2 separate regions of the Homo sapiens genome follow, and region 2 is linked to region 1. Evidence: chromatin loops called from intact Hi-C (ENCODE). Cell type or tissue: PC-9. All regions are shown on one strand. Links, peaks and the distances in the headings refer to the core of each region. The heading gives the core; the rest is flanking DNA. Region 1 overlaps PRKCA (protein kinase C alpha). Region 2 overlaps PRKCA (protein kinase C alpha).

The links. Hi-C counts contacts between places; a loop is a spot of excess contacts. Peaks named below come from ENCODE experiments on the same cell type or tissue, not always from the same donor. Only the 100,000 strongest peaks of a DNase experiment are listed, where the experiment ranks them.
Region 2: a loop joins it to region 1, with 4 times the contacts of the local background. A loop is called at or near these places in 1 of 110 quality-filtered maps.

What each region holds. Positions count from the first base shown.
Region 1 is chr17:66,383,878-66,389,255 of GRCh38, forward strand. The region is part of intron 2 of PRKCA (protein kinase C alpha); the gene reads left to right. Among named protein-coding and RNA genes, the nearest start is that of PRKCA-AS1, 30 kb to the right of the region's middle. In PC-9, for the core only: no CTCF peak of the experiment used is centred there; a DNase peak (open chromatin) is centred at 3,154; H3K4me3 peaks cover 950 bases; H3K27ac peaks cover 4,298 bases.
Region 2 is chr17:66,634,559-66,639,936 of GRCh38, forward strand. All of the region lies in intron 3 of PRKCA (protein kinase C alpha), which reads left to right. It also overlaps the pseudogene RNU6-928P and the pseudogene RNA5SP445. Among named protein-coding and RNA genes, the nearest start is that of MIR634, 150 kb to the right of the region's middle. In PC-9, for the core only: no CTCF peak of the experiment used is centred there; DNase peaks (open chromatin) are centred at 1,853 and 3,103; H3K27ac peaks cover 2,425 bases.

The sequences.
Region 1 (5,378 bases), core at 283-5,282:
AGGCAGAGGTTGTAGTGAGCCGAGATGGTGCCACTTCATTCCAGCCTGGGTGAAAGAACAAGACTCTGTCTCAAAAAAAAAAAAATTGTTTTTGATGAAGCCATTAATGTTATAGTTAAAATATATTTAGGTATGCTAGGACTCCATTGCACTTTCCTATTTTTTATGAGTTATTTGTGTATTTAATGGGGCACCTAGCACTATGACATTTCATATATGTAGAATATATATATATGCTTGACACACGGAATGCTCAGTGAAAATGTATTAAATATGAACGAACAAACTTCTGCCCGCACTTTAGGGCCAAGAGTATAATTTTCTGCTGTAATGATGACAGAGAGCTATAGTGGAGTGTGACCTTTTGATGTACTGCTGGTCCTGATTATAGTTTACTTGACTTTGAAGGCTTGATCAGGAATAAAACCTCCAATTATATCACTTTTTCAGTGGCAAACCTGTTTTATGGAGTAGTGATTTGTCTTGCAACAGGGCTTTGGAAACTCATTAAAACCAGGGATTTTCTCGCACATTTCCTAAGAGAATTACAAATATGAAAAGCTGTGGATAAAAATTATCTGATTTTTGAAGATTTGCTCATTTTTAGAATAAAACGTTTTCTTATATTTTCATATCATGTTTTCTAAATTTTTATTCTTTCTTGAGGGAACCATTCCAAGTTGTACAAGTACGTTTCTTTAAATATTTGCATTTGACAATGACTCCCTTCTCTGGTTCTTCTAACACCTTAAATGACTTTTTTTTTTTTGAGACGGAGTCTCGCTCTGTCGCCCAGGCTGGAGTGTAGTGGTGCCATCTCGGCTCACTGCAAGCTCCACCTCCCGTGTTTATGCCATTCTCCTGCCTCAGCCTCCCAAGTAGCTGGGACTACAGGTGCCCGTCACCACACCTGGCTAATTTTTTTTATATTTTTAGTAGAGACGGGGTTTCACTGTGTTAGCCAGGATGGTCTCAATCTCCTGACCTCGTGATCCGCCCCCCTCAGCCTCCCAAAGTGCTGGGATTACAGGTGTGAGCCACTGCACCTGGCTGACTGTTTTAATTACTAGTATGTGTCCGTAAATGCCTGAGCAGGGGTTTTGAGAACTGTGCCTTCCTCTTCTTTGACTTTTAAAACTGATTTCTTGTGCAGTATTATCTTTCTGAATTATGTAGCAATTTTGCTTTACCCAGGATTAGGTGTGCTCCTCTGGGTTGGGTGGTTGTGTAGTACATCATGTGATCAGACAGCAGGCATGGACCAGGACGGTCCCTGGCAGGCACTGTGTGGGGCTCAACTCCTTCCTTCCCTTGTCTTACCTTACTCACTGGAGCATTTGTTGCTTTCTCTCCTCTCAGCCCATCAACCTAGAGTTGAGTAGGAAAGAGTGCATTGAATCAAGTATTTAAATTGCTCTGATGGTTTTGTATGTGCTATAGAAGGAATTCGAAGACAGTTTACTTTTTGTCATTTTCATGGGAATCAAGAACCTCATTTAATCAGTAGCCTGGTATTAGTTCTAAATCATCCACACATAGATGTGGGGTGATTTTGGTCATGTTATTTTATAGGGCATTGCCCTTCTCCTCCAGCCAAAATATTTGTAATACAAAGCCCATGATTCTGTCCTCTCTCTGTCTCTGGTTTCATTGATAAACTTGTAATATTTTTTATAAAAACTCTTTTAAAAATTAAAAATAGATCCTGGTATGGTGGCTCACACATGGAATCCCAGCACTTTGAGAGGCCGTGGCCAGAGGATTGCTTGAGCCCAGGAGTTTTAGGCCAGCCTGGCCAACACAGCGAGACTCTTCCTGGGCAACATAGACGCTGCCTCTACAAAATAAAAATAATACTTGATAGAAAATTCAAACAGATGGAAGGGCACAATTATTTTTTTTCCGAGACGGCATCTTGCTGTGTTGCCTAGGCTGCGTGGCGTGATCTCAGCTCACTGCAACTTCTGCCTCCTGGGGTCAAGCAATTCTCCTGCCTCAGCCTCCCAAGTAGCTGGGATTACAGGCACTCACCACCACACCCAGCTAATTTTTTGTGTTTTTTAGTAGAGATGGGGTTTTGCCATGTTGGCCAGACTGGTCTTGAACTCCTGACCTCAGGCGATCCGCCCACCTCGGCCTCCCAAAGTGCTGGGATTACAGGTGAGAGCCACCGCGCCCAGCCAGGCACAGTTATTTTTAAGTTTCTTTTCCCATGCTATAGGTTCATTTTGCAGATGTAACCGCTTTTGAAGTCTCGTTGTGTCGTTTAAGAACTGCTTTTGAGGTATCTCTGCCCTACATTATATCATCCTACAGTTCTGAGACTTGCTTTTTTCATTAACAGTATAGATCTTGGACCTCTTTCACCATCAGCACAGAGACATAACTTATTTTGCAATTGTTCAGTAGTGCTTCGTTGTGTGGATGTGCCAAAATTTATTTAAGCAGAGCCCAGTTGATGGGCATTTAAGTAAAAAACATGCCGTGTTTTGCCTTTTTAAAACAAAGCTGCAGTGAATATCCTTTGACTGCCTGGATTTGAATCTTGGCTCCAGCAGTTGCCAGTTCGTCGACTCTGAGCAAGTTGCTTTATCTCTCATGTCTGCAGGTTTCCCCTCTGTAAAATGGGAATATTAATAATATATGATGGGTATGTAGAATAAAATAGCCAGTGCATATGATACCCAGAATAATGCCTGGGACACAGTGAGTGATCAGTGATCATTAGCTCTGTATGGCTGCCTGTGCCTTTGCACACTTGAGAGTAAGTCAGTCAAATAAATTCCTAAATGCTGAATTGCTGGGCTGCTGGTTCAAAAAATGTACAATTCAAATTTTGGTGGATACTCCCTGTTGCCCTACACACATTATACCAAGTTATTCTTCCACTAGTAATTAAACTTTTAACCTCTAAAAGCCTTTTTTTTTTCTTTTAATGTAAGGCTTGAAAGCAAGAACATTCCTTCATTACTTCCTCCTACTTATCTTTACTCTTGGCCTTACTACGTCATGACACATCTTATGAAATACTGGTGTGATAATAAGCACTTTGTGCAGCCCTACCATGGAAGAATTGGTGAAAATGTAAAGGTTCTCAGTGGTCTTCAGACTTGTGTTTGAGTTTCTCTCTTGCAACAAGGTGCCTGACTAAGAGAGTAAAGGTTACTTCCTGCATGTTTAATGGGGCTTGATATTTGCATATGGGCAGGTACATCCTGCTTAATGAACAGTGTTGGGAGCCATGTGGATGATTGACATCAACTTGTAGTACAACAGGAAAACATTCCTAGATTAATGTTCCTTTTCACTGGGTAGGGCTAGAGGGCAACTGCAACGAGTGAAATGCTAGGCTGCAGGTAGATGGCTTGTCTTGAGCTATGAATAATATGTTTGGCAGCAGCATGGGCAGAAAAGTTGAGATTTCTGGATACAGGACCTGGTGAAGCAGGTTCTGTCACAGGGTCAGATCACCTCTAACACCTGGCCATCCCCAGTGCAAAGGAAAACTAGGAGAGAGAGAAGTGAGTATAAGAGGCAGCTGAGGGACTCTTGACAAAGTTGAGAAGGATCTGGTGTCCTGGGAGAGCTCCTGTCTTCTGGAATTAGTGATGCATCTTTTGTGGAGGCTCCTGATGGCTCAGTAAAAGGAGCCTTTCATCTTGCCCTTCCTACAGGGCTGAGAGGGGAGGGGTTCTTGGGACAAGTGGCTTTTAGCAGAGAACAATAGAAGCCGTAGGCTGGGCTGTCACTTGCTTTGCTACTTCTTAGTTTGTAATCATCCTCTGTGTGTCCCTGAAAGTCCCCTGGTTCTCTCTAAACTGTGGGGCTCCAACTGAATTCCTGTCTGCTCCCCAGGGGTGCCCCGCAGCAGTTAGAGCAGCTTGTTGAGAAGGAGCCGCAGGGGTAGGGCAGAGGTGGACCGGAAGCCGGAGGAGGCCACTTGACATGGCGATTGGAGCCCTCCCAGCCTGTGCTTTAGACCTGCCAGATTCCTACCCACCTCACCTTGGAGTGGGACATTTCTTTTCACAGTGCCCAGGCTTAACTATGCTGTCCCCGGGTCCATTCCCAACTGTTCCTATTCAAGATGTCTAGACCTTTGTTCCCTGCCTTGGCATTTTCCTTTCCTGGTGTGGAGTATCTCTTTTTGAAATAGCTATCTCAGCTTCAACATAGCAGAGCGGAAAACCTATGTCTGGGCTTGAGGCAGGGGGAGGAAACCGTAGATAGATCCAGGAATGGCCAAAGTAAGCAGAGATCCGTGAGCCTGGACGTGTCATGACATAACAAGGATATGTGGGTGGGAGGGGCAGGGATGACATCTTTAGCTTTCTGTGAAATCATAGACATGCTTTCATTATTTTGTAGAATCAAATAATTTTGAAGATAGAGATATCTGAGTCCATCGATACTTACCTCTTTTTTTTTTTCTTTGGGACGGAGTTTTGCTCTTCTTGCCCAGACTGGAGTGTAATGGCGCCATCTCAGCTCACTGCAACCTCCGCCTCCCAGGTTCAAGCGATTCTCTTGCTTCAGCTTCCCAAGTAGCTGGGATTACAGGTGTGCACCACCACATCTGGCTGATTTTGTGTTTTTAGTAGAGACGGGATTTCACCATGTTGATTAGGCTGGTCTCGAACTCTTGACCTCAAGTGATCCACCCGCCTTAGCCTCCCAAAGTGCTTAGGATTACAGGCATGAGCCACTGTGCCCAGCCGATACTTAGCTCTTATTGGCCATAGTTCTCTTGGAGAATTTGGGGAAAAGTATGGGCCTCTCCACACCATAAGTATACATGATGTACTTACCAAACACGTGCATGCAAGTTTAGGGGTTCACAGGCCCTGGAGGTTTGTCTGCACATCTGCACTGTGGGGCAGCTGCACCTTCCTATACACAAAGACCCAGGGTCGTGGAGAGACGGCACTTGTGTGGGTCACAGAGTTGGAGACAGTGTACCAGAAGTCATTGGTCCGCAGAGCCGTGTCTTGCATTTTATACTCCAGTACGTTGCTTCGGTGGGAAGGGTGACCTCATTTTTTGTTTAATTCGAAGACCTCACTGGGAAAGAAACACATAGAGATGTGGAAGGAAAAAGAAAAAGCTGTGGGAAATCGTGAATTCGTGGACATTGATGGTGAAAGGTTCATTTCAACCCTTGATGGGAACATCGTGATTCTGTTTAAGAAACAGCATCATGTATATGCCTTTCTAATAAAACGGCGCGGCACCTTCCCACGCAACTTGCAGCCACGAGGTTAACCAGAGATAAACGTGGCTTTCCTTTTCCTTACATCTTCCTGCAACACCCTTCACAATAGCCCACACCAAGAGAGTTCTTAGGGTAAATATCTGTGGCGTTAAATTTCACTTTAATA
Region 2 (5,378 bases), core at 204-5,203, 250 kb after region 1:
CTGTGGGATGACTTTATCTACAGCCCTTTGGTGCACAGTGATAAAAGTGTGCTTTGTTAAGGATTTAGTAGTTGCTTTCATACACATTTAATGAAGGTCTACCATGTAGGAGATAAAATGATTTCAGAGGATACAAAGACAGACTTCTGCATTCAGGTAGTTTTGCAGTTCAAGAGGAACCTATTAATGTCACTTTCCTCTTTTTACCTTGGTTTCCAGGAAGCTCAGAGATAAAGTTAATACTTAATCCTCAGTTCGGCAGCATCCTTTAGGACCTCTCTTTCCTCCCTGTTAGACTGTCATGTCAGTCCTCTGTGTGTGGGAGGTGAGAGATAAATGATGAAAAATTAAAGGGGAGGTAGACAGAATCATAATTATCATAAGTGGCAGAATATGTTAAGTGGCATGCAAAAGACAGAAATAAAATGCTCTGGAAGGTCAGATGAAGGAGAGAAATTGTAACTGGTATTGACATCTGGAGAGACTTCCTGGAGGAGGAAGGAGACTTTGATAATGACTTTTCAGGTGTTTCAGCAGGTGGAGTCCTGGCAGGTGGAGGCAGCAGCCGAAATGAAGACACAGATGAGAGACACCAAGGTGCCTGCCATCTGGGACTCACCGAAGAGAAAGATCAGATGTCCAGGTTTATAGATGTAGGAAAGGATCCTGAGGCTGCTCTGATCATTTCCATGATGAATTTGATGAATTTGATGAATTTGGTAGCTATCAGGAGACCTACTCTTGGGCCAGTGGGGGCAGCTTGTGCCCTGGTATTGTGGTGTTCACCTTATCTGTCCATCCAGGTCACAGGCATCACCTGGAAGCCGCAAGCCTTACCCACCTTTCAATCCCTCATGGCCCAGGCTGGCGCCACATTTTGCCTGAGCTCTCATTCTGCCTGTGCCTTGAGATGATTTTGTTTTGAAAAACGGGTCAGAAAGGTTTGGAAACAGCAGTGTGTTTCCTTTACTTAGAGAAAAGCGTCCTAATTCTGCTTTTCAGATAAATCTTTAGACTCATCCTCCCACGACTCCTTAACATGAGATCAGCGGGTTATATATTTAATGAAGAAGTAAAAGATGTTCCTTTGGTGCTGTTCTACTTGAGTTAATGTATTTCACCAGCCAATACTACTGTATTCCCTATTCAGTAAACAGTATATTTAATACATATGTAGTACAGTAAATGCTCTTGCATTGGAATTATGCATGTAAAATCTGATGAAACCCTAAACTCTGTAGTTTAGTTAATGGTATTGTAGCATTGTCCTGGGTCTGCAAATGTGCCGTGGTTATGTAAGATGTTATCACTGGGGAAGCTGGATGAAGGGTATGAAGGAACAGTCTGTACTATTTTTGCAAATTCTTGTGAGTCTTAAATTATTTCAAATTAAATAGCTTTAAAAAAAAAAGAATTAAAGAGATGATCTAGTCCGGTTGTTTTCAACTTTAATTTTAGCAGTGGTCTCCCTCTTCTGCCTTCTCCTGCCTCCATCCTCAGCATCCTTAGGCACCACCTGACGTTTTAAAAATGCTGATCCCACCCAATACATTTAGGCTCCAGATGAGGAAATCAGGGCCCACAGAAGTAAAATGCATCACTATTTAGAGGCTATTGATAGAAACACAGTGAGCCTGGGGAGTTTTTAGGACGAGTTGCTCTCTGCAGATCTTCATGACTCACAGCTCTGTCGCTAACACTGTGGTTTCTTTTGTCAGACTAGGTGAGATTAATTAGACTGGAAAAGAGTTTCCATGCTCCTGCATCCCATTGCTGCAGTGCAAGAAATGGCATCATCCATATAATTGAGACAGTGCAAGAGGTGGTTTGGGTTAGCAGACAGTTTAACAAAACACCACTCAGGGCATTTGCCAAGAGGACTGGCTTGAAAGTCCAGGCATGGGGTGCAGAAGTCGGGAATGCGGGACCTAGGAGGAAGTCCCTTGACTTCTGCCAGCTTGGCCTTCACTCTGACCACCTATGAAGCCTGAGGGTGATTAGCCCAGAGGATAGGGAGTCCTGTTTCCTCCCCATCCAGGCCCAAGTCACTAAAGTATTTTGGGGAAACCCTGGGCACCTTGAAGTTTGCTCCTAAGGATAATGTAATAATAATTGCTTATATTTGTCTAAGGATTTTCAGGTTGCAAAGTCTTTCTCTTATATTCCCTAAGCTGGGTGTCACCCCTTGCCCATGACACGGGCAGATTGGTTTTATTTCTGCTTTATAAATAAATGACGTGACTTTTCCAAGGTAAGAGCTTGTGCCGGGACTGGGGTCAGAACACAGGTCTCCACAGTCCTGCTAAGTGCTCTTCTCATAGGAGACTCTCTTGTTCTAAACAAAGATCCTGGTTATTGTGAAGCACCTGTGCACAATTGCTGATCAACAAACAGCTGGTGCTATTATTATTACTGTCGTTGTAATTCATAGGCAGGATCTTTGGCCACATGTAATTTTGGGGTGTGACAACTCCAAGACTTGCTGGTTCTCCAGACTTAGGCAGGAGGTGGAAGCGATGGTTTCCTCTCTTCCTACACCTCCAAACGGTGAGAACCTGAAGGTGCCATATGGCTGTTGCGTGAGTAAGCCTTAGGTTTTCCTGAAAAGTGAGTTGCCTGTGTGCCACATCAATGGAGATCTATGTGACAACCAACTGGTATGACAACCACCCTGGGGCTGCCTGGCATGCACATACTCCTGAGGGCTCCGTGCGAGCTGCCATTCTTTATTAATTTAGTGCCATTTGTTGATGCCTCGTTTCTGCAGGGAAAACTGGTTCCTTCATTTCCCCTGGCATATTCTGCGCCCTCCGCACTGTAGGACGCAACCTTTCCTGTCAACACAGGTATTTTTAATTGGTGCTGGCACCAACCTACTCCCTGAACATTCTTCCTGATGTCCTGGGATCCTGGCAAAAGTGGTGGGCTTCCCTAATGGTGGAAGTCTAAGGCCATACTTCAGACCGTGGACCCAACTACTGCTTTCTAGAAGAAATAACCTGTCAAGGAAGATGTTGATGTCTCACACCCTGAGAGAAACATTTAGGAGGTAAACCACTGACCTGCCTCGAGGATATCATTAATCATCTACACATAGAGGTGCTAGGTACTCACCTCGCACCAGTGACACACTTACTAAATATTTGTTGAATGACCTCCTAGAGCAGTGGTTTTCCAGTCTTTAGTGTGTCCGCCAACACAAGGATCACTGGCAGGATCTGCTCAAACACAGACTGTGAGGCCCCACCCCCAGAGTTTCTGACTCGGTTGGTCTGGGAAAGGACTAAGTACTATGCCTTTCTAACAAGTTCCAAGTGATGTGATGCTGTGCGGGAACCATGCTCTGAAAACCCTTGTCCTAAAGCAGGGCTTGGCAAACTTTTCCTAAAAGGACCCAAATAGTAAATATTTTAGATTTTGTGGCCCACACAGTCTCTGTCATAATTACTCAACTCTGCCATTATAGCCAAAGAAAATATGTAAATAAAGGAGCATGTCTGTTTTCCAATAAAATTTTATTTACAAAAATAGGTGGTGGACTTGTTTCTAAAATATATATATATATATGTGTGTGTGTGTGTGTGTATATATATATATATATGTTGCAAATATAAAAATGCGTTGTAAATATATTGAGAGCCAGATCCTCATTCTGGGTAGATCTCCAAAAGCTCTTGTGATGGGAATCCAACGTTGGTCACATCGTAGGTCTGTGCTCTCTGAAGCAGCACAAATACAAAACTTGGAGTGAAACAGAGATGAGCGTTGTTCCTGTGCAAGGATCACGTGCAAATATGTGAACTGTTTCATATAAAAAAAAATCTGAGGTCTGATGTTCATCAACCATGTGATTTGGGGAAGGTCATTAACATCTCTGTAAAACGAGGATAATTAGGCAGTAAAAACTAGGGGAAAATGCTCATTTTTATAAGTTCTGGGTGGTGCAGACACGAGGGGTTTACTATTCTTTATACTTCTCTGTATGATTGAACTATTTCAGAATTCTCAAATCTGTGTCTTTAAAAAGTAGTCATAGGCCAAATGCTTTGGGAGGCCAAGGCAGGTGGATCACGAGGTCAGGAGATCAAGACCATCCTGGCTAACAAAGTGAAACCCCGTCTCCACTAAAAATACCAAAAATTAGCCAGGCGTGGTAGTGGGTGCCTGTAGTCCCAGCTACTCGGGGGGCTGAGGCAGGAGAATGGCATGAACCTGGGAGGCAGAGCTTGCAGTGAGCAGAGATCGTGCCACTGCACTCTAGCCTGGGCAACAGAGCAAGACTGTCTAAAAAAAAAAAAGTCATAACAAGCCTTTGGCATATATGTGGCTTAGGGTTTAGGTTCCATAGTCAACCAAAAGATGAATTATCTTACAGTCAGAATCACCTTTGGAATTCCCCGAAATCACCAGCACCAAGGCCCTCAGAAAGTCAGCAGCCAAGAATATTCTGCTTTATGTCACTTTGCATTGGAGAAACCCTGAGAGAAAGGTTAATTCAAGCTTATTATGTCTACAGTAGATCTCTGGATCTCCTGCCCTTCCCCAAACCCTGATCTTCTAAAGTCTTGCTTAATTCAGTGGATGGCCACTCTGCCTTTGCAGCTGCTCAGGCCACAAGGAGTGATTCAAGAGGAAGAACTTAATAGGAATGAGTCCTGATAGGTACATGTTGAATATGAAATTGTTTTATAGTTCCAATAGAACAGTAGAGTCTATGGCCATACCACCCTGAACATGCCTGATGGAAAGCTAAGCAGGGTCGGGTCCGGTTAGTACTTGGATGGGAGACAAATAGATCATCTAAGTAGAAGCTCAGAGCTCTACTATTATTTATTTATTTATTTTTTGAGATGGAGGCTCGCTCTGTCGCCCAGGCTGGCGTGCAGTGGCATAATCTCAGCTCACTGCAACCTCCACCTCCTGGACTCAAGCGATTCTCCTGCCTCAGCCTCTCAAGTAGCTGGGATTACAGGCACACGCCACCATGCCTGGGTAATTTTTGTATTTTTAATAGAGACAGGGTATCACCATGTTGGCCAGGCTGGTCTCAAACTCCTGATCTCAGGTGATCTGACTGCCTCAGCCTCCCAAAGTGCTGAGATTACAGGTGTGTGCCACTGTGCCTGGCCTACCTTTATATATTAATAAACAGAGGAGGCTGGGCGCGGTGGCGCATGCCTGTAATCCCAGCACTTTGGGAGGCCGAAGCAAGTAGATCACCTGATGTCAGGAGTTTGAGACCAGCCTGAATAACATGGTGAAACCCCATCTCTACTAAAAATTAAAAAAAATTAGGTGTGGTGGCAGGCACTTGTAATCCCAGCTACTTGGGAGGCTGAGACAGGAGAATCGCTTGAACCTGGGAGGCAGAGGTTGCA